Regions from separate parts of the Homo sapiens genome. Here region 2 is linked to region 1. A link is an interaction called in ENCODE POLR2A ChIA-PET data of the cell type or tissue named here. Cell type or tissue: OCI-LY7. All regions are shown on one strand. Each heading gives the region's core, and the rest is flanking DNA. Links, peaks and the distances in the headings are about the cores only. Region 1 holds the start of LOC105372279 (a long non-coding RNA gene). Region 2 holds the start of DAND5 (DAN domain BMP antagonist family member 5).

What was found. ChIA-PET counts read pairs that join two places held together with the same protein. Peaks named below come from ENCODE experiments on the same cell type or tissue, not always from the same donor. Only the 100,000 strongest peaks of a DNase experiment are listed, where the experiment ranks them.
Region 2: POLR2A ChIA-PET joins it to region 1 with 10 read pairs; 2 of 35 experiments call an interaction of 5 or more read pairs at or near these places.

What each region holds. Positions count from the first base shown.
Region 1 is chr19:12,643,064-12,651,971 of GRCh38, forward strand. It overlaps MAN2B1 (mannosidase alpha class 2B member 1), which reads right to left. Exons shown (of 24, transcript NM_000528.4): 17 at 7,041-7,159; 18 at 6,850-6,951; 19 at 6,278-6,365; 20 at 6,073-6,153; 21 at 5,112-5,339; 22 at 4,380-4,535; 23 at 4,170-4,272; 24 at 3,449-3,669. The coding sequence ends at 3,557. It overlaps LOC105372279 (a long non-coding RNA gene), which reads right to left and starts at 81. Exons shown (of 4, transcript XR_007067142.1): 1 at 1-81. It also overlaps the pseudogene RPL10P16. RefSeq lists enhancers at 229-1,428, 4,454-4,523 and a silencer at 4,764-4,863. In OCI-LY7, for the core only: CTCF peaks have their summits at 5,213 (motif pointing right) and 5,412 (motif pointing right); no DNase peak of the experiment used is centred there.
Region 2 is chr19:12,963,457-12,973,261 of GRCh38, forward strand. It overlaps DAND5 (DAN domain BMP antagonist family member 5), which reads left to right and starts at 6,120. Exons shown (of 2, transcript NM_152654.3): 1 at 6,120-6,528. The coding sequence starts at 6,205. RefSeq lists enhancers at 1,545-1,594, 1,715-1,934, 5,666-6,269, 6,270-6,872 and a silencer at 1,975-2,154. In OCI-LY7, for the core only: CTCF peaks have their summits at 1,954, 2,164 and 7,161; DNase peaks (open chromatin) are centred at 2,055 and 2,325; H3K4me3 peaks cover 560 bases; H3K27ac peaks cover 577 bases.

The DNA.
Region 1 (8,908 bases), core at 3-8,002:
CCAACATGGGTGATAGAGGGAGTCCCAGTCTCCCTTCCCGGGTTCATGCCAGTCTCCTGCCTCGGCCTCCCGAGTAGCTGGGACTACAGGCACCCGCCACCATGACCAGCTAATTTTTTGTTGTTGTTTTTTTTTTTTTTGTATTTTTTAGGTGGACAGGAAGTAGAATTTATTGGTGAGTATTAAGAGGGGGGCAGCACATTGGAAGCCCTCATGAGTGCAGGGCCCACCACTTGTCCAGAGGGCCACGATTGGGGATATACTTGACCCCACAGCCATCTGGGATGAGCCGCTTTTCAGCCACCATGTCTTCAAATTCATCAGCATTGAACTTGGTGAAGCCCCACTTCTTTGAGATGTGGATCTTCTGGCGGCCAGGAAACTTGAACTTGGCCCTGCGCAGGGCCTCAATCACACGCTCCTTGTTCTGCAGCTTGGTGCGGATGGACATGATAACTTGGCCAATGTGAACCCTGGCCACAGTGCCCTGGGGCTTTCCAAAGGCACCTCGCATTCCTGTTTGGAGCCTGTCAGCCCCAGCACAGGACGACATCTTGTTGATGCGGATGACGTGGAAGGGGTGGAGCCGCACCCGGATATGGAAGCCATCTTTGCCACAACTTTTTACCATGTACTTATTGGCACAAATTCGGGCAGCCTCCAGGGCTTCAGAGGACAGCTGCTCATATTCATCTGACACCATGTGGCCACAGAGCGGAAACTCATCCACTTTTGCCTTTTTCCGCCCCAGGTCAAAAATGCGAATCTTGGCATCAGGGACACCTCGGCAGAAGCGAGACTTTGGGTACGGCTTGTTCTTACAATACCGGTAACAACGGGCGGGGCGGCGGCCCATGGCGACACCAGGATCTTCAGTGGCACACTGAAGGGAAAGAGAAATTTTTTGTATTTTTAGTGGAGATGGGGTTTCACCATGTTGGCCAGGATGGTCTCAATCCGGAGACTTTTTAAGGTTTTCAGGGGGTTCATCCTGTGGCCAGATTCTATGCAGCAGGACAACTATGCTGGGGTGCCCTTCTCGGGCCTCTCTGGCTCACCTGTAATAATCCTTGTCTTTAGAGGGTGACTTAGACAAATTTTCAAGGAGCACATCCAGGAACCAGGCCCCATGTGTGACCAAAACTAAGCCTGGGTTGCTCTGCCCTATGGTTCCTAGCTGACCTAAGCTGTTTCCTTATCCCCACCCCATCCCCAAGGACTTACAAATATTTCCTGGAGGCACATCCCACAATCAGAGGCCTCTGCAGGATGACAGCCCACCTGTGGTCCTTCTGCTGGCCTCCTTCTTTGGCTGCGACCAGTCCCTACCACTGGCTGGGACACAGGAAACTTTGCACTCAGAGCCTCCTATGAAGGAGCCCACATGGGGCTGTGGGCAAACTCAGGTCACCCTCTCCAGGCCTCTCTGGTTGGCCAGGTCCAATCTCTCTTCCTGGAGAGGGACTTATAAAAGTTTTCTGCGGAGGAGTCACATGTTAAAACAGGGACGCATGTGGGACCAGGGCTGAGCCTGAAGAGTACTCCACAGTCCTCCTTACTCAGCCCAGGCCAGTCACTACCATAGGAGAGGGACTTAGAAATATTTTTGGTGGGGGTGATACCTCCAGTAACAGGTCCAATACGGCAGACAGGTGCAGGGAGCCCTTTTCAGGCCTCACAAGCTGGCCCAGCCCTCCGTCAAGAAGGAAACTTGAAAAAGAACACATCTGGGCTGGGCGCGGTGGCTCACGCCTGTAATCCCAGCACTTTGGAAGGCTGAGACAGGCAGATCACGGGGTCAGGAGATCAAGACCATTCCGCCTTACACGGTGAAACCCCATCTCTACTAAAAATACAAAAAACTAGCCGGGCATGGTAGCAGGCGCCTGTAGTCCCAGCTACTCGGGAGGCTGAGGCAGGAGAATGGCGTGAACCTGGGAGGCAGAGCTTGCAGTGAGCCGAGATCGCACCACTGCATTCCAGCCTGGGCGACAGAGCGAGACTCCATCTCAAAAAAAAAAAAAAGAAAAAGAGCACATCTGGTGACCATGCCCCAAGTGGGACCACAGCAGAGTGTCCCCTGGCACCCCACCCTGGCATCCCTAGGTGGCCCATGCTAACTGGCCCATTGGAGGGGTTCTCAGAGGAAACATTAGAGGACCAACATGATACCACCCTCCCTGGGCTTCCCTGTCCACCCTGGGCCAGTCCTTGTCATCAGAGGGGGCCTAAGAAACATATGCTGTTGGTGCTTGCAAACTGACCCCAGAACACTTAAAAACTTTTTATTTGTATTTATTTATTTTTTTGAGATGGAGTCTCACTCTGTCACCAGGCTGGAGTGCAGTGACACAATCTCGCCTCACTGCAACCTCCGCCTCCTGGGTTCAAGTGATTCTCCTGCCTCAGCCTCCTGAGTAGCTGGGACTACAGGTGTGTGCCACCATGCCCAGCTAATTTTTGTATTTTTAGTAGAGAAGGGGTTTCACCATGTTGGCCAGGATGGTCTCAATCCCTTGACCTTGTGATCCATGTGACTCAGCCTCCCAAAGTGCTGGGATTACAGGTGTGAGCCACCACGCACTGCCTACTTTTTTTTTTTTTTTCTAGAGACAGGGTCTCACTCTGTCACCCAGGCTGGAGTACAGTGGAGCCATCATGGTTCACTGCAGCCTCAAACTTTTGGGCTCAAGCAATCCTCCCACCTCAGCCTCCCAAGTAGTAGCTGGGGATTATAAATGCACGCCATCCTATCTGGATAATTTTCTAATTTTTAATTTTTTTTTCAAGAGATAGGATCCAGACTGGTTGCAGTGGCTCATGCCTGTAATCCCAGCACTTTGGGAGGCCAAGGCAGGTGGATCACTTGAGGTCAGGAGTTTGAGGCCAGCCTGGCCAACATGGTGAAACCCCATCTCTACTAAAAATACAAAAATGAGCCAGGCATGGTGGGGGGCGCCTGTAGTCCCAGCTACTCGGAAGGCTGAGGCAAGAGAATCGCTAGAACCCGGAAGGCGGAGGTTGCAGTGAGCCAAGATTGCGCCACTGCACTCCAGCCTAGGCGACAGAGGGAGACTCTGTCCCTCACACACACACACACACACACGAAGAGATAGGATCTGGCTCTCTTGCCCAGGCTGGAGTGCAGTGGTGTGATTATCACTTACTGCAGCCTTGACCTCCTGTGCTCAAGCAATTCTCCCAAGTAGTTGGGAATACAGACACTTCACCCAGCTAATTTTTTAAATTTTTTGTACATACAGGGCCTCATTTTGTGGCCCAGGCTAGTCTAGATCTCCTGGGCTCAAGTGATTCTCTCTCCTCAGCCTCCAGAGTTGTTAGGATTACAGGAGCAAGCCACCACACCCGGCTCTGGGTCATAAATTCTGTCCCCCTCTAACAAGCAAATAACAGACAAAAAAAACCCACACTCAGTCACAGAGCGACCTGAGTCTTAGTAGTAGCGTTTTAATGGCAGCAGCCCCAAGAGGAGAGTCAGAGTCTGGTCTGCCCCCGGAGCAGGAGGCTTGGGCTTGGAGGGCCCATCCCAGCAGACCTAACCATCCACCTCCTTCCATTGAACTGAGGCCAGGAAAGTGCGGATTTCCATGGGTTCCAGCGTGATGTTGGCCGGGTCCAGCTGGTACGGAGTTTGGTGGGGTGTGGGGCCTGGAGAGGTGCAGGGGGAAGGAGGAGTGAGGAGGTGCAGACTTCCTCTGACTCACCCCACGATGCTTCCTCCCCTGGGTCTAGACACAGCTGCATATCCCCGAATCTGTCTCCAGGGCCTCAATCCCAGACTCTTAACCTGCTTCCCCGGCCCCGAATACCACCCCCAGGTCCAATGTCCTCATACCCTCAATCTGGCCACTGTCCTCGTACCCTCAATCTGACCCCAGGGGTGATGAACACCCTCCCAGAACTAGACATGGATGGGGATTTTCAAATCTTGTTCTTGGGACTAAACAGCACCCACAAACCTCAAGACCCATTCCTGGTTTGCCGCACCCATTTCAGATCCTTTAAGCCCCTAACCTGGGTCTGGACTCTGCCCCATACCCTCATGACCTTTTTGGGTCCTGGCCAACATCCCATGCCTCACACATTGCCCCCACCTGCCGGCCCCAGGTAAGACTCCACCCCTTCCCTACCCCTGACCAGGGCCCCACCTGTGTTTGTTGTCCACTTGAGCCTGGAGGCTGCCTCGCGGAGCTGGTTGGCCACCAGCGTGGTCTCCTGCAGGCGGGTGATGGTGAAGGTGGAGAACAGGTCCTGCGGGGAAGGGGATGGGCCCAGATGAGTTGGGGCAAAGCCAGGTTTCTCTTCTCTCCCTCTCTCTTGCCTCTCTCCGATCTCCTTCTCAATTTTGCCCTTCTCACCCTCAAGTTCAAGGTAACGGGGGCGCTCAGGTTACGTCCGGAATCCTCTCCTACGGCAAACTGGTGCTCCAAGCGCAGCAGCACCATTTCGGGGCCCCAGCTGGCCAGCGTGAGCAGGTGCACCGAGGGCGGCAGGTCCCTGCGCAGCCCTGAGAACTGCGGGAGAGAGGGCGGGGCTGAGTTGGAGAGGGGCGGGGCCTGGATGGAGAAGGGCGGGGCCGAGCCAGGTCAGGAGGCAGGGCTAGGTTGTAGGGGCGGGGTTTCGCCGGAGAGGGGCAAGGCTCAGCCGAGAGGAGCGGCCAGGGCCGTGACAGGGAGGACTGAGCCAATGGGGAGATGGGTCGGTCCCAAGCTTAGGGTTCGAGTCCCGATGGAGCAGAACTGATGTGACCTGAGACTTTGGGAGTTACGGCGGGGCTGAAGCCGCGGGGCTGGGTGAGGCAGGACAGAGCCTGGGGGCGGTGAGAGGGCGGGGCTAAAGTGAAATGGGCGGGGCCGGAGGTGAGTTGGTGGTTTAGGGGCATGAGCTAGGGCTGTGCCTCTACACAGTCCAGGGGGGTTGGGACTGGGCTGGCACTGGGCGGGGACTGCCCAGGGGATGGGGTTGGCCCGAGGGTTTGGGGCTAATTATGGCCAAATGGATCCCCGCTGAGCCTAGGAAACTCCGCACCCAAACCCGGCTCCCTGGTAGACTTCAATCCGGTCCTCTCTGCCTACCCCGCTGCCCCTCACCTGCGTGCGCGGAGGAGCCCCGAGATTGTAGGCGGCGCCGCCACCCGGGGCCAGCACCACCTGAGGGGCCAGGACCTCCTGCTCCGCCAGGAGCCGGTGTCCGGCGGCTGCAGCCTGGGCTGTGTCCAGCAGCACCAGGTGGCGCCCTCGCACCCACGCCCCCGACCCGTTCTCCATTAGTGGCTCCGATACTCCGCGTCCATCGTCCTTCAGCAGCCTTCGGTGCACCTGGGGGGAGAGTGGCCAGGAGGGGGTGAGAGTCGTGGGTTTGTGGGTGTCCTTGGGCCAGAAACTGGGTAAGGGCGTGTGGGAATGTCAAAAGAAATTAAAGGGTGGGAGGAACGGATGAGGATGAAGGTGAGGGTCTGGTAGGGCAACCCCAGCAGAGGCAGGATCCAAGTAGGCATGGGAACCAGGCCGGAAGGAGGTAAATGCCTAACAGGGGGGCCTGGATATGGCACGCCAGAGCGTGGAGGGAGCCTGGGCAGGAGATGGAGAAAAACGGAGAGGAAAAGCCACACACAGAAATGGAGTCCTTGGCCGGGAGCGGTGGTTCACGCCTGTAATCCCAGCACTTTGGGAGGCCGAGGTGAGTGGATCACCTGAGGTAAGGAGTTCGAGACCAGCCTGGCCAACATGGTGAAACCCCATCTCTACTAAAAATACCAAAATTAGCCGGGCGTGATGGTGTGTGCCTGTAAGCCCAGCTACTCGGAAGGCTGAGGCAGGACAATCACTTGAACCCAGGAGGCAGAGGTTGCAGTGAGCTGAGATAGTACTATTGCACTCCAGCTTGGACAACAAGAGCAAAACTCCGTCTCAAAGAGAAGAAAAGAAAGAAACGGAGTCCTCAGCTTAGTGGGGCCTGAAAGCAGAGAACTGGGCCAGAAACAGCCTTCAAGGTCCAGCAGGGGTCCAGGTTGGGAGGACCCTGGCTCGGATGGGGCTCTGACCCACTCACCATGAGCTCCAGCGAGCCATCTCTCAGGCTGCTGCCCCCCTGGGAGCGGTCAGTCAGCACAGTCAGCTGCATGTTTCCATCCTGGGAGTTGAAGGGTGAAAGTAGAGGGCAGTCAACCCCAACCCCAGGCAGCTTTGAGATGCTGCAGATAAGGGGTGATTCCCTTTCTATCGAGGTGGGGAGGTGCAGGATGGGGGAGAGCTACCGTGATGTAAATCCGGGTGTTGACTGGATAGTAGTTTCCTGCCACGGGCTCCGTCTGGTTCAGTTTCCAGGTGGGTCGATAATCCCGCCTGGGGTTGGGGGTGAGCTGATCAGGCTTGGGATCTGGCTCCCCAACTCTTTTTTTTTTTTTTTTTTTTTTGAGATGGAGTCTCGCTCTGTCACCCAGGCTGGAGTGCAGTGGCGCGATCTCGGCTCACTGCAAGCTCCGCCTCCCGGCTTCACGCCATTCTCCTGCCTCAGCCTCCCGAGTAGCTGGGACTACAGGTGCCCGCCACCACACCCGGCTGATTTTTTTGTATTTTTAGTAGAGACGGGGTTTCACCATGTTAGCCAGGATAGTCTCGATCTCCTGACCTTGTGATCTGCCCGCCTCGGCTTCCCAAAGTGCTGGGATTACAGGCGTGAGCCACTGCACCCTGCCTGGCTCCCCCGCCCTTCACTCTCCCTTCGTCCTCTGTCTCCCACACTCATGTAATCAGCAAATTTCCCTCACCACCCCTGGGCCCCAACACACCACAGACCACCCCCTCAGTGCTCTCAGTCACCCCCCACCTCCTCTCCAGGATCTCCCGGCCATTGCTGTCTGTGTAGAAGCGTCCCTTTGTCTCCAGCGGTGTGTCAAAACGGCTGATGACCTCCTTCCCCCAGGTGTCGCTGTACCCAATGGGATGGCAAGGTTGTGAGCCTTGGATAAACCCCTCTGCCCTTGCTTCCACACCCCTCTCCCAGCCTGTGCCACTCACCCCACAGGTATCGGCCCCACCGACCACTCTAGCTCCAGGTGCCGCTGTCCTGGGTACAGGCGAACCACCTGGGAACACCAAGCTGAGAAGTTCTGGTGCACCTCCTGCACCAAGGGTGTCTGCGGGCACACGGGTGAGGTGGATGTCAGTCTGTACCTGAGCAGAGGTGAGTCCTACAAATGTCCCCCAACCCTGGCCATAAACCCCATTAAGGCCTACATCAAGGTCAACCTTCAGTCACCGCCACATAATTCTTTTTTTTTTTTTTTTTTTGAGACGGAGTCTCGCTCTTTTGCCCAGGCGGGAGTGCAGTGGCGCGATCTCGGCTCACTGCAAGCTCCGCCTCCCGGGTTCACACCATTCTCCTGCCTCAGCCTCCCGAGTAGCTGGGACTACAGGCACCCGCCACCACACCCGGCTAATTTTTTGTATTTTTAGTAGAGATGGGGTTTCACCGTGTTAGCAAGGATGGTCTCGATCTCCTGACCTCGTGATCAGCCCGCCTCGGCCTCCCAAAGTGCTGGGATTACAGGCGTGAGCCACCGCGCCTGGCCCACATAATTCTTTTTTCTTTTTTTTTTTTTGAGACAGAGTTTTGCTCTTGTTGCCCAGGATGGAGTGCAGTGGCACAATCTTGCCTCACTGCAACCTCCGCCTCCTGGGTTCAAGCAATTCTCCTGCCTCAGCCTCCCGAGTAGAGGGATTGCAGGTACCTGCCACCACCCCTGGCTAATTTTTGTATTTTTAGTAGAGACGGGGTTTCTATCCATGTTGGCCAGACTTGTCTTGAACTCCTGACCTCAGATGATCTGCCTGCCTCTGCCTCGCAAAGTGCTGGGATTACAGGCGTGAGCCACTGCACCCGGCCTCTTTTTTTTTTTTTTTTTTTGAGACAGGGCATCACTATGTAGGCACCTAATCAGCAAATGCTCCCACCTGGTCTTGAACTCCTATGCTCAGCGATCCTCCTGCTTCAGTCTCCCAAAGTGCTGTGATTACAGGCATGAGCCACTGCATCTGGCTTACCACATCACTCTTGAGCGTGGCATAAACGCCTCCTGTTCACCATTGCCCCATAGAATAGGATTCTAGCTTGGCACATGGCTACCTGGGATAAAGACTATATTGTCCAGTCTTCCCTGAGGCTATCAGTAGCTGAGTGACCAGTTTGCCCCATAGAAAGTGATCCAAGTGGTGTCAACAATGTTCCTTGCCCCTGTCCCTCTGCTACTGACTCAAACACAAATGTGGCGGCTGGAGCTTCAGCAGCTATCTTGGACCATGAGGTGGAAACTGAATATTGGGGAAGGCAGAGCAACAAGATAGAAGAGGAGGTCCTGGGTGATTATGGAACCACCCCACTTTCTCTGGACTAACAGCCAGACTTTTTGTTAGAAGAAAATAATCTTCTATCTTATTCTAGTCACAGTTAATTTGGGTAACTCTGTTAGAACAGGCAAAACTATATACAGATATGCAGACATTCATCTCAAAGGGACTCACATGAAACGCGAGGCTCTTGAATGTGGACAAATGTGAGTTTTGTCATCTATGAAAGTCAAACATCAATGAGAGGCCCTGGGAAACCACTGTTCCTAGCCAGATGCACCCATAGGCATTCACCCTGAGACTCACCCAAACCCAATCAATCCAAGGGTGGACTCTCAAATATTCACTCCAGATAGAAGCTCCTCTTACTACAGACTTTGGTGAATTCTTCAAGCAGTGATATTTGGCTCTCCTGATTCATGGGCCAAGTGGGAATGCCCCACCCCCAATTTCCAAAACTAAGTATGTAAACGTCCACAGCAGATGTGAATGGCTTTGTATGATGTGTCCTATGGGGAGACTCTCATACGACCAGCTAT
Region 2 (9,805 bases), core at 1,806-9,805, 320 kb after region 1:
AAAAAAAAGCGGCCAGGCACGGTGGCTCACGCCTGTAATCCCAGCACTTTGGGAGGCCGAGACAGGCAGATCATGAGGTCAGGAGATCGAGATCATCCTGGCTAACATGGCGAAACCCCGTCTCCACTAAAAATACAAAAAATTAGCCGGGCGTGGTGGCAGGCACCTGTAGTCCCAGCTACTCGGGAGGCTGAGACAGGAGAATGGCGTGAACCTGGGAGGCGGAGCTTGCAGTGAGCCGAGATTGCACCACTGCACTCCAGCCTGGGCAACTGAGCGAGACTCCGTCTCCAAAAGAAAAAAAAAAAAGAATGGTCTACATTTTGTTTATCCATTTATCTGTACGTGGACATTTGAGCTGTCTCCAATTTTTGCCTATTGTGAATAATGATCTTATGAACATGGGTGTACAGCATTTCTTCTTCTTCTTCTCCTTCTTCTCCTTCTCCTTCTTCTTCTCTTTCTCCTTCTCCTTCTTGTTCTTCTCCTTCTTCTTCTTTCTTCTTTCTTCTTCTTTTTATGAGACAGAATCTTACTGTGTCATCCAGGCTGGAGTGCAGTGGCACGATCTTGGCTCACAGCAACCTCTGCTAGGTTCAAGCGATTCTCTTGCCTCAGCTTCCCAAGTAACTGGGAGTACGACCGGGCACAGTGGCTCACGCCTGTAACCCCAGCACTTTGGGAGGCCAAGGTGGGTGGATCACCTGAGATCAGGAGTGTGCACCACCACGCCGAGCTAATTTTTTTTTGTATTTTTAGTAGAGATGAGATTTCGCCATGTTGGCCAGGCTGGTCTCAAACTCCTGGCCTCAAGTGATCTGCCCACCTCCACCTCCCGAAGTGCTGAGGCTTTTATTCTTTTTTTCCCCGCTGAGACAGAGTCTTGCTCTGTCATCCAGGCTGGAGTGTAGTGGTGCAATCTCAAGTCACTGCAACCTCTGCCTCCCAGGTTGAAGCAATTCTCCTGCCTCAGCCTCCGGAGTAACTGGGATTACAGGCACACGCCACCACGCCCAGATAATTTTTGTATTGTTAGTAGAGACAGGGTTTCACCATGTTGGCCAGGCTGGTCTTGAACTCTTGACCTGGTGATCCACCTGCATTGGCCTCCTAGAGTGCTAGGATTACAGGCGTGAGCCACTGTGACCAGCCTGGTTTTTATTCCTTTTTTTTTGTTTGTTTGTTTTTTGAGATGGAGTCTCGCTCTGTCACCCAGACTGGAGTGCAGTGGTGCAATCTCAGCTCACTGCAAGCTCTGCCTCCCTGGTTCACGCCATTCTTCTGCCTCAGCCTCCCAAGTAGCTGGGACTACAGGTGCCCACCACCACACCTGGCTAATTTTTTTTTTTTTTTTTAGTAGAGACGGGGTTTCACCGTGTTAGCCAGGATGGTCTCGTTCTCCTGACTTCGTGATCCACCCACCTTGGCCTCCCAAAGTGCTGGGATTACAGGCGTGAGCCACTGTGCCCATCCTCAGGTGTTTATTCTTAGTGAAATAAAGTAGCATAGAATCAAATTACCAGATTGTTTCTAGTAATTACTGTCACACTGTGGGCCTCCTCCTGAGGCTTTTTTCTGAGGGAGATGAGAGCCATGGAAGGTTCTCATCACAGGGACCAGTCTTGACTCAGGTGCTCACAGGCGCCCTCTGGCCGCTGTGGGGGGAATAAACTGTGGGGGGCCGGTGGCCAGGGCGGGAACTGGGAGACCTGGAAGGAAGCGACTGCACTGATCCAGGTAGGGGGACAAGGAGTGGGTGAGAAGCGGGCGGATTCTGGGTAGATTCTGGAGCTGACCGGAGTTACTGTCATATAAGATTGGGGGCGGGGATGGGTGTTAGAGAAAGAGATAGGTCAAAGGTGCTCTCCAAAGTTTGGAGCCTTAGCACCTGGCAGGACAGAGCTGCCTTTAACTGTGTCTAGAGGACAGCAGAAGGGCAGGTTGGGGGACAGTCAGGAGCTGGGATGTAGCAGAGCTGGGTGGGAAGCACGCCCGCCCCTCCAGGCTTGGCCTCTGGGAGGCGGGTGTCCTGGGCGCGGCCGCCGCACAGTCCCGGGAGCCGCCGCCAGAGGGCGAGCACGCCGCATCGCACTCGCAGCTCCGTGGAGGGGAGGGCGCGGGAAAGGCTGGCCTGGTCTCTTCCCACGGCCCCCCGGCCTCCAAGCTCCTCACCTGGGTGCGAGATAGAGGTGCCAGGATCCAGCCAGGACCCCCCAGACACCTCCGGGGCCCCAAAGCCTGGGATACGACTCTCACCCTCTTTATCTGCTTCTAACACTCCCAACCTCCACCCCCACACCAAGCTGTTCCCACCGCCTCCAGCGCCATCTCAGGTGTCTGTAAAAATGCCACCTACTCGGGGAGGCCTTCCCTGACCACCCTGGAGACAGAAGCCCCCGCCCTGACGCCTCTAAGGAACATCCCATTTTAGCAGCTTCTTAATCAAGACTGTGAAATGATCTTTATTATTATTATTATTAATATTTTTGAGAAGGTCTCACTCTGTCACTCAGGCTGGAGTGCAGTGGTGTGATCTGGCTCACTGCAACCTTCGCCTCCCGAGTTCAAGCAATTCTTCTGCCTCAGCCTCCAGAGGTAGCTGGGGTTACAGGCTCATGCCACCACGCCCGGCTAATTTTTTTTTTTGAGACGCAGTTTTACTCTTGTCCAGGCTGGAGTTCAATGGTGTGATCTCGGCTCATCGCAACCTCCGCCTCCCGGGTTCAAGCGATTCTCCTGCCTCAGCCTCCCGAGTAGCTGGGATTATAGGCATGTGCCACCATGCCTGGCTAATTTTGTATTTTTAGTACGGACGGGGTTTCTCCATGTTGGTCAGACTGGTCTCGAACTCCTGACCTCAGTTGATCCACCCGCCTCAGCCTCCCAAAGTGCTGGGATTACAGGTGTGAGCCACCACGCCCAGCCTTGCCCGGCTAATTTTTGTATTTTTTAGTAGAGATGGGGTTTCGCTATATTGTCCAGGCCTCAAGTTATCTGCCCTCCTCGGCCTCCCAAAGTGCTCGGATTACAGGCATGAGCCACTGCGTGCGGCCCCTTAATTATCTTTTATTGTCTGTTTTCTGCACCGTGTAAAATCCATGGCATTTTCTGTCTTGTCCTCCTGTATCACCAGGGCTCAGGATTAAGTCTGGCCTATACTGAGTGTTAAAGGAAAAAAAAAAAAAAAACAGCTGGGCAAGGTGGCATGTGCCTTTAATCCCAGCACTTTGGGAGGCTGAGGCAGGAGGATCACTTGAAGCCAGCAGTTTGAGACAAACCTGGTAACATAGTAAGATCCCGTCTCTGTGAAAATTTAAAAATCAGCCAGGCCGGGTGCGGTGGCTCACGCCTGTAATCCCAGCACTTTGGGAGGCTGAGGCGGGCAGATCATGAGGTCAGGAGATCAAGACCATCCTGGCTAACACGGTGAAACCCCATCTCTACTAAAAATACAAAAAATTAGCCGGGTGTGGTGGTGGGCGCCTGTAGTCCCAGCTACTCGGGAGGCTGAGGCAGGAGAATGGTGTGAACCCGGGAGGCAGAGCTTGCAGTGAGCCAAGATCGCTCCACTGCACTCCAGCCTGGGCGACAGAGCGAGTCTCCGTCTCAGAAAAAAAAAAAAAAAAAAAAAAATCAGCCAGGCATGGTGTTGTGTACCTGTAGTCTCAGCTATTCGGTGGGTTTGAAACAGGAGGATTCCTTGAGTCTAGGAGGTTGAGGCTGCAGTGAGATGCAATTGTGGGACTGCATGCCAACCTGGGTGACAGAACAAGACCCTGTTAAAAAAAAAAAAAAGCCAGGTGCGGTGGCTTACACCTGTAACTCCAGCACTTTGGGAGGCCAAGACGGGCAGACTGCCTGACCTCAGGAGTTCAAGACTACCCTGGGCAACATGGGGAAACTCCATTTCTACTAAAAAAAAAAAAAAAAAAAAATTAGCCAGGCATGGTGGCAGGGGCCTGTAGTCCCAACTACTCGGGAGGCTGAGGCAGGAGAATTGCTTGAACCCAGAAGGCGGAGGTTGCAGTAAGCTGAGATCACACCACTGCACTCCAGCCTGGGGGTGACAGAGGGAGACTGTCTCAAAGAAAAAAAAAAGAAGAAGAGAAAAACAAGTCAGGCAAGATAGCTTCCTGTGCCTATATTCCCAGCATTTTGAGACCTGCTTTTCAAGACCAGCCTGGGCAACATAGTAAGACCCTGTGTCAAATAAAAAAATAATAAAATAAAAAGAACTGGCAGGGCATGGTGGCTCATGCCTGTAATCCCAGCACTTTGGGAGGCTGAGGTGGGCGGATCGCTTGAAGTCAGGAGTTCGAGACCAGCCTGGCCAACATAGTCTCTACTACAAATACAAACATTAGCTGGGCATAGTTGTTCACATCTGTAATCCCAGCTACTTGGGGGGCTGAGGCAGGAGAATCACTTGACCCCAGGAGGCAGAGGTTGCAGTGAGACGAGACACAGTGAGACTCTGTCTAAAAAAAAAAAAAAAAAAAAAAGAACACAAAAACCCAGCAACAATAATGTTACTCAGAGCTGATTCATGGTGTTACTGTGTAGGAACCTCTGTTTTAAGCTCCTTACATAAATTACCTCCTTGAGTCCTCAGAATAACCCAATGAGATAGGGACTGTTTTATCTTCATATTACAGAAGAAGAAGGTAGGGACCAGGATGGTTAAGGGATTTACTCAAGGTTGCACAGCCAGGAAATTGCAATGCCTAGGCCGAACCCAAGAAACCTGGCTGCAAGGTATGCTAGTTTTTAATTTTTTTTGAGACAGAGTCTCACTCTGTTGCCCAGTCTGGAGTGCAGTGGCGCGATCTTGGCTCACTACAACCTCCGCCTCCCGGGTTCAAGCGATTCTCCTGCCTCAGCCTCCTGAGTAGCTGGGATTACAGGCATGTGACACCACGCCTGGCTACTTTTTGTATTTTTAGTAGAGACGGGGTTTCACTTATGTTGGCCAGGCTGGTCTTGAACTCCTGACCTCAGGTGATCTGCCCGCCTGAGCCTGCCAAAGTGCTAGGATTACAGGTGTGAGCCACCGTGCCTGGCCATAATTTTTGTATTTTTATTTTATTTATTTTTTAATTTTTTTTGAGACAGAGTCTCACTCTTGTCGTCCAGGCTGGAGTGCAGTGGCGCGATCTTGGCTCACTGCAAGCTCCGCCTCCTGGGTTCAAGCGATTCTCCTGCCTCAGCCTCCTGAGTAGCTGGGATTACAGGTGCCCACCACCACGTTCAGCTAATTTTTTTTGTATTTTTAGTAGAGACGGGGTTTCACCATGTTGGTCAGGCTGGTCTCAAACTCCTGACCTCGTGATCTGCCCGCTTCGGCCTCCCAAAGTGCTGGGATTACAGGCGTGAGCCACCTCAACTGGCGAATTTTTTTTTTTTTTTTGAGACGGAGTCTCGGTCTATTGCCCAGGTTGGAGTGCAGTGGCGTGATCTCCGCTCACTGCAAGCTCCGCCTTCTGGGTTCAGGCCATTCTCCTGCCTCAGCCTCCCGAGTAGCTGGGACTACGGGCGCCCACCACCACGCCCGGCTAATTTTTTGTATGTTTAGTAGAGATGGGGTTTCACCATGTTAGCCAGGATGGTCTCAATCTCCGGACCTCGTGATCTGCCCACCTCAGCCTCCCAAAGTGCTGGGATTACAGGCGTGAGCCACCGTGCCTGGCCAATTTTTGTATTTTTAAAGTAGAGATGAGGTCTCACCATGTTGACCAGGCTGGTCTTGAATTCCTGACGTCAGGTGATCCTCCCGTCTCGGCCTCCCAAAGTGCTGGGATTACAGGTGTGAGCCACTGAGCCTCACCCAAAGTGTGCTTTTGCTAATTGGAGAATCGGGGTCCCAGGACTGGAAATGCAGCTGCCCAGGGTCTTCAGACATTGTGTGTCTCGGCCCCTGGCCCCAGACCTGTCTTTCCTGGTCCCCACAGCTCGCACACAGCAGGACCAGCCCCCATGTCTCTCAGCAAGTTGGGAGGAGGTGTGGGAACCCAGCTGGTCTGAATTTACTCTCCTCCCCCGCTGTGGGTCTACAGAAATGCCTCCCAGGCTATCCAGGAGGGGCCAAGAGATTAAAAGCAGGTTCAGAAGGCTCAGATGCCACTCACCAGACAGCAGGGTCGACTGCTAGTGACCTTGAGCCCAGTCCGGACAGACAGACAGGCAGACAGACGCACGGACAAGCAGATGCTCCTTGGCCAGCTATCCACTCTTCTGTGCCTGCTTAGCGGGGCCCTGCCTACAGGCTCAGGGAGGCCTGAACCCCAGTCTCCTCGACCTCAGTCCTGGGCTGCAGCCAATCAGACCTGGGCTCTGGGCCCAGGGGCCCTGCCCCCACTGGTGCCAGCTTCTGCCCTTGGGAGCTGGAAGGCCTTCTTGGGCCTGCAGAAAGCCAGGCAGCTGGGGATGGGCAGGCTGCAGCGTGGGCAAGACGAGGTGGCTGCTGTGACTCTGCCGCTGAACCCTCAGGAAGTGATCCAGGGGATGTGTAAGGCTGTGCCCTTCGTTCAGGTGAGTGGGTGGGTGTGGGGAGGAGAGGGCTGGGTCTCACCATTGGCAGAAGGCACAGGCTGTGGCCCAAGAAAGATTTGGGTTCAAGTCCTGTATCCTCCACCTGAATGTCTCGGTGCCTCAGTTTCCTCCCTTGTAAAATGCGACCCAAGCCTCCTCTATCCTGGTCTCCTTGATTCCACTATCATGCCCCTCTCCACCCCCCAGTCTATTTTTCCACTCAGCAGCCAGAGGGTGCCTGTGAACACCAGAGTCAGATCTGGTTCCCCCTCCCCCTAGAACCTTGCATGGCTCCCACTTTACTCAGAACAAAAGCCCAAGTCCTCTTCACAGCCCACAAATTTCTGTACTCTCTGATCCTGTTACCTCCCTGATTTCACCTCCTCCCACTCTCCCCCTCAGTTACTTTGCTTCTACACATCAGCCTCCTTTTCCTCAGACACCAACTTTCTTTCTGTTTTTTTAGACACGGGAGTCTCGCTATGTTGCCCAAGCTAGTCTTGAGCTTCTGGCCTCAAGCAATCCTCCCACCTCAGCCTCCTGAGTTCTAGGTGTGAGCCCGTCTCTTGCTTGATATACCAACTTTCTTTCTTTTCTTTCTTTCTTTCTTTTTCTCTTTCTTTCTTTCTTTTCTTTCTTTGTTTTTCTTTTTTTCTCTTTCTTTCTTTCTTTCTTTCCTTTCTTTCTTTCTTTTCTCTCTCTCTCTTTCTTTTTTTGAGACAGTCTCACTCTGTCACCCAGACTAGAGGGCAGCAGTACAATCTCGGCTCACTGCAACCTCCACTTCCTGGGCTCAAGTGATTCTCGTGCCTCAGCCTCCCAAGTAATTGAGATTACAGATGTGCACTACCATGTCCGGCTAAATTTTGTACTTTTTGTAGAGACGTGGTTTGGCCATGTTGGCCAGGCTGGTCTCGAACTCCTGACCTCAGGTGACCCGCCTGCCTCGGCCCCCCAAGTGCTGGGATTACAGGCGTGAGCCACTGCGCCAGGCCAATGAGAAGTCTCTTATGAGGAAGATGGCTCAGGATTTAAGCAGAGAAGGACCAGGATTTGGGGGAGAGATGATAGATCCACTTGGAGGGGATCATAGGAGGAACTAACATGCATTGAGCACCTACTTTGTGCCAGGCAGTGGGCTAAGGGCTTTCTGTTGGATGCTTCCGGGCTCCTGTGATACTGCTGTCCCTTCCCCCTAGGGTGCTAGTTGGCTTCCTACTGGTACCATCATCAGGCCATCTTATCATCATATCCTGCTTGGCTTTTCTTTACTTTTCTTTTCTTATTATTTATTTTATTTTATTTTATTTTTGAGATAGAGTCTCGCTCTGCTGCCCAGGCTGCAGTGCAATGGCGCGATCTCAGCTCACTGCAACCTCCGCCTCCCGGGTTCAAGCGATTCTCCTGCCTTAGCCTTCCGAGTAGCTGGTTTTACAAGCACACGCCACCATGCCCAGCTAATTTTTGTATTTTTAGTAGAGACGGGCTTTCACCATGTTGGTCAGGCTGGTCTCAAACTCCTGACCTCATGATCCACCTGCCTCGGCCTCCCCAAGTGCTGAGATTACAGGCATGAGCCACTGCACCCGGCCTTCTTTACTTTTCTTTTCAGGTTTTTGTTTTTTGAGACAGAGTCTCACTCTGTCGCCTAGGCTGGAGTACAGTGGTGCAATCTCGGCTCACTGCACCTCCATCTCCCGGGTTCAAGCAATTCTCCTGCCTCAGCCTCCCGAGTAGCTGGGACCACGGGCGCCTGCCACCATGCTCAGCTAATTTCTGTATTTTTAGTAGAGGCGGGGTTTCACTATGTTGGCCAGGATGGTCTTGAATTCCTGACCTCAAATGATCCACCCACCTCAGCCTCCCAAAGTGCCAGGATTACAGGCGTGAGCCACCACACCCGGCCTTTTCATGTTTTTTGTTAGAGACAGGGTCTTACTCTGTCACCCAGGCTGGAGTACAGTGGTGCGATCATAGCTCACTGCAGATTTGAATTCCTAGGATCAAGCAATCCTCCTGCCTCAGCCTTCTGAGTAGCTAGGCCTACAGACGCACAGCATTAGCCCAGCTAATATTTTTTTTTTTTTTTTTTGAGACGGAGTCTCGCTCTGTCGCCCAGGCTGGAGTGCGGTGGTGGGATCTCGGCTCACTGCAAGCTCCGCCTCCTGGGTTCACGCCACTCTCCTGCCTCAGCCTCCCAAGTAGCTGGGACCACAGGCGCCCACCACCACGCCTGGCTAATTTTTTTGTATTTTTAGTAGAGACGGGGTTTCACCATATTAGCCAGGATGGTCTCGATCTCCTGACTTCGTGATCTGCCTGCGTTGGCCTCCCAAAGTGCTGGGATTATAGGCATGAGCCACCGTGCCTGGCTAGCTCAGCTAATTTTTTTTTTTTAATTTCTTTGTAGAGACAGGGTCTTACTATATTGCCCAGGCTGGTCTCAAGCCACCACATCCCGCCCTTGGCTTTTAACTCCGAGGTAACCAATTCCCTGAATTAGTCCTCTTTGTTGAAAGGCCTAAAGTGATTTCTTCTTTTTCTCATTTAATTAATTTATTTGTTTATTTATTTCGGAGACAGAGTCTCGCTCTGTTACCCAGGCTAGAGTGCAATCATGATCTCAACTTGCTGCAACCTTCACCTCCCAGGTTCAAGCAATTCTTCCACCTCAGCCTCCCATGTAACTGGGATTACAGGTGTAGGTGCCCATGCCCGGCTAAGTTTTGTATTTTCAGTAGAGATGGGGTTTCGCCATATTGGCCAAGCTGGTCTCAAACTCCTGGCCTGAAGTGATCCGCCCACCTCAGCCTCCCAAAATGCTGGGATTACAGGCTTGAGCCACCACACCTGGCTGTCTTTGTTGAATTTCTTTTCTTTTTTTTTTTTTTTTTTTTGAGACGGAGTCTCGCTCTGTCCCCAGGCTGGAGTGCAGTGGCGCTATCTCGGCTCACTACAAGCTCCGCCTCCTGGGTTCACACCATTCTTCTGCCTCAGTCTCCCGAGTAGCTGGGACTACAGGCGCCCACCACCACGCCCGGCTCATTTTTTGTATTTTTAGTAGAGACGGGGTTTCACCGTGTTGGCCAGGATGGTCTCGATCTGCTGACCTCGTGATCCGCCCGCCTTGGCCTCCCAAAGTGCTGGGATTACAGGCGTGAGCCACCGCGCCCGGCCCTTGTTGAATTTCAATGATTTTCCAGGTGAGGAAACAAAAGCTCAGAGAGGCTAAGTAATTTGCCCCATGTCTCAGCCAAGAGACAGCAGAGTCAGGATT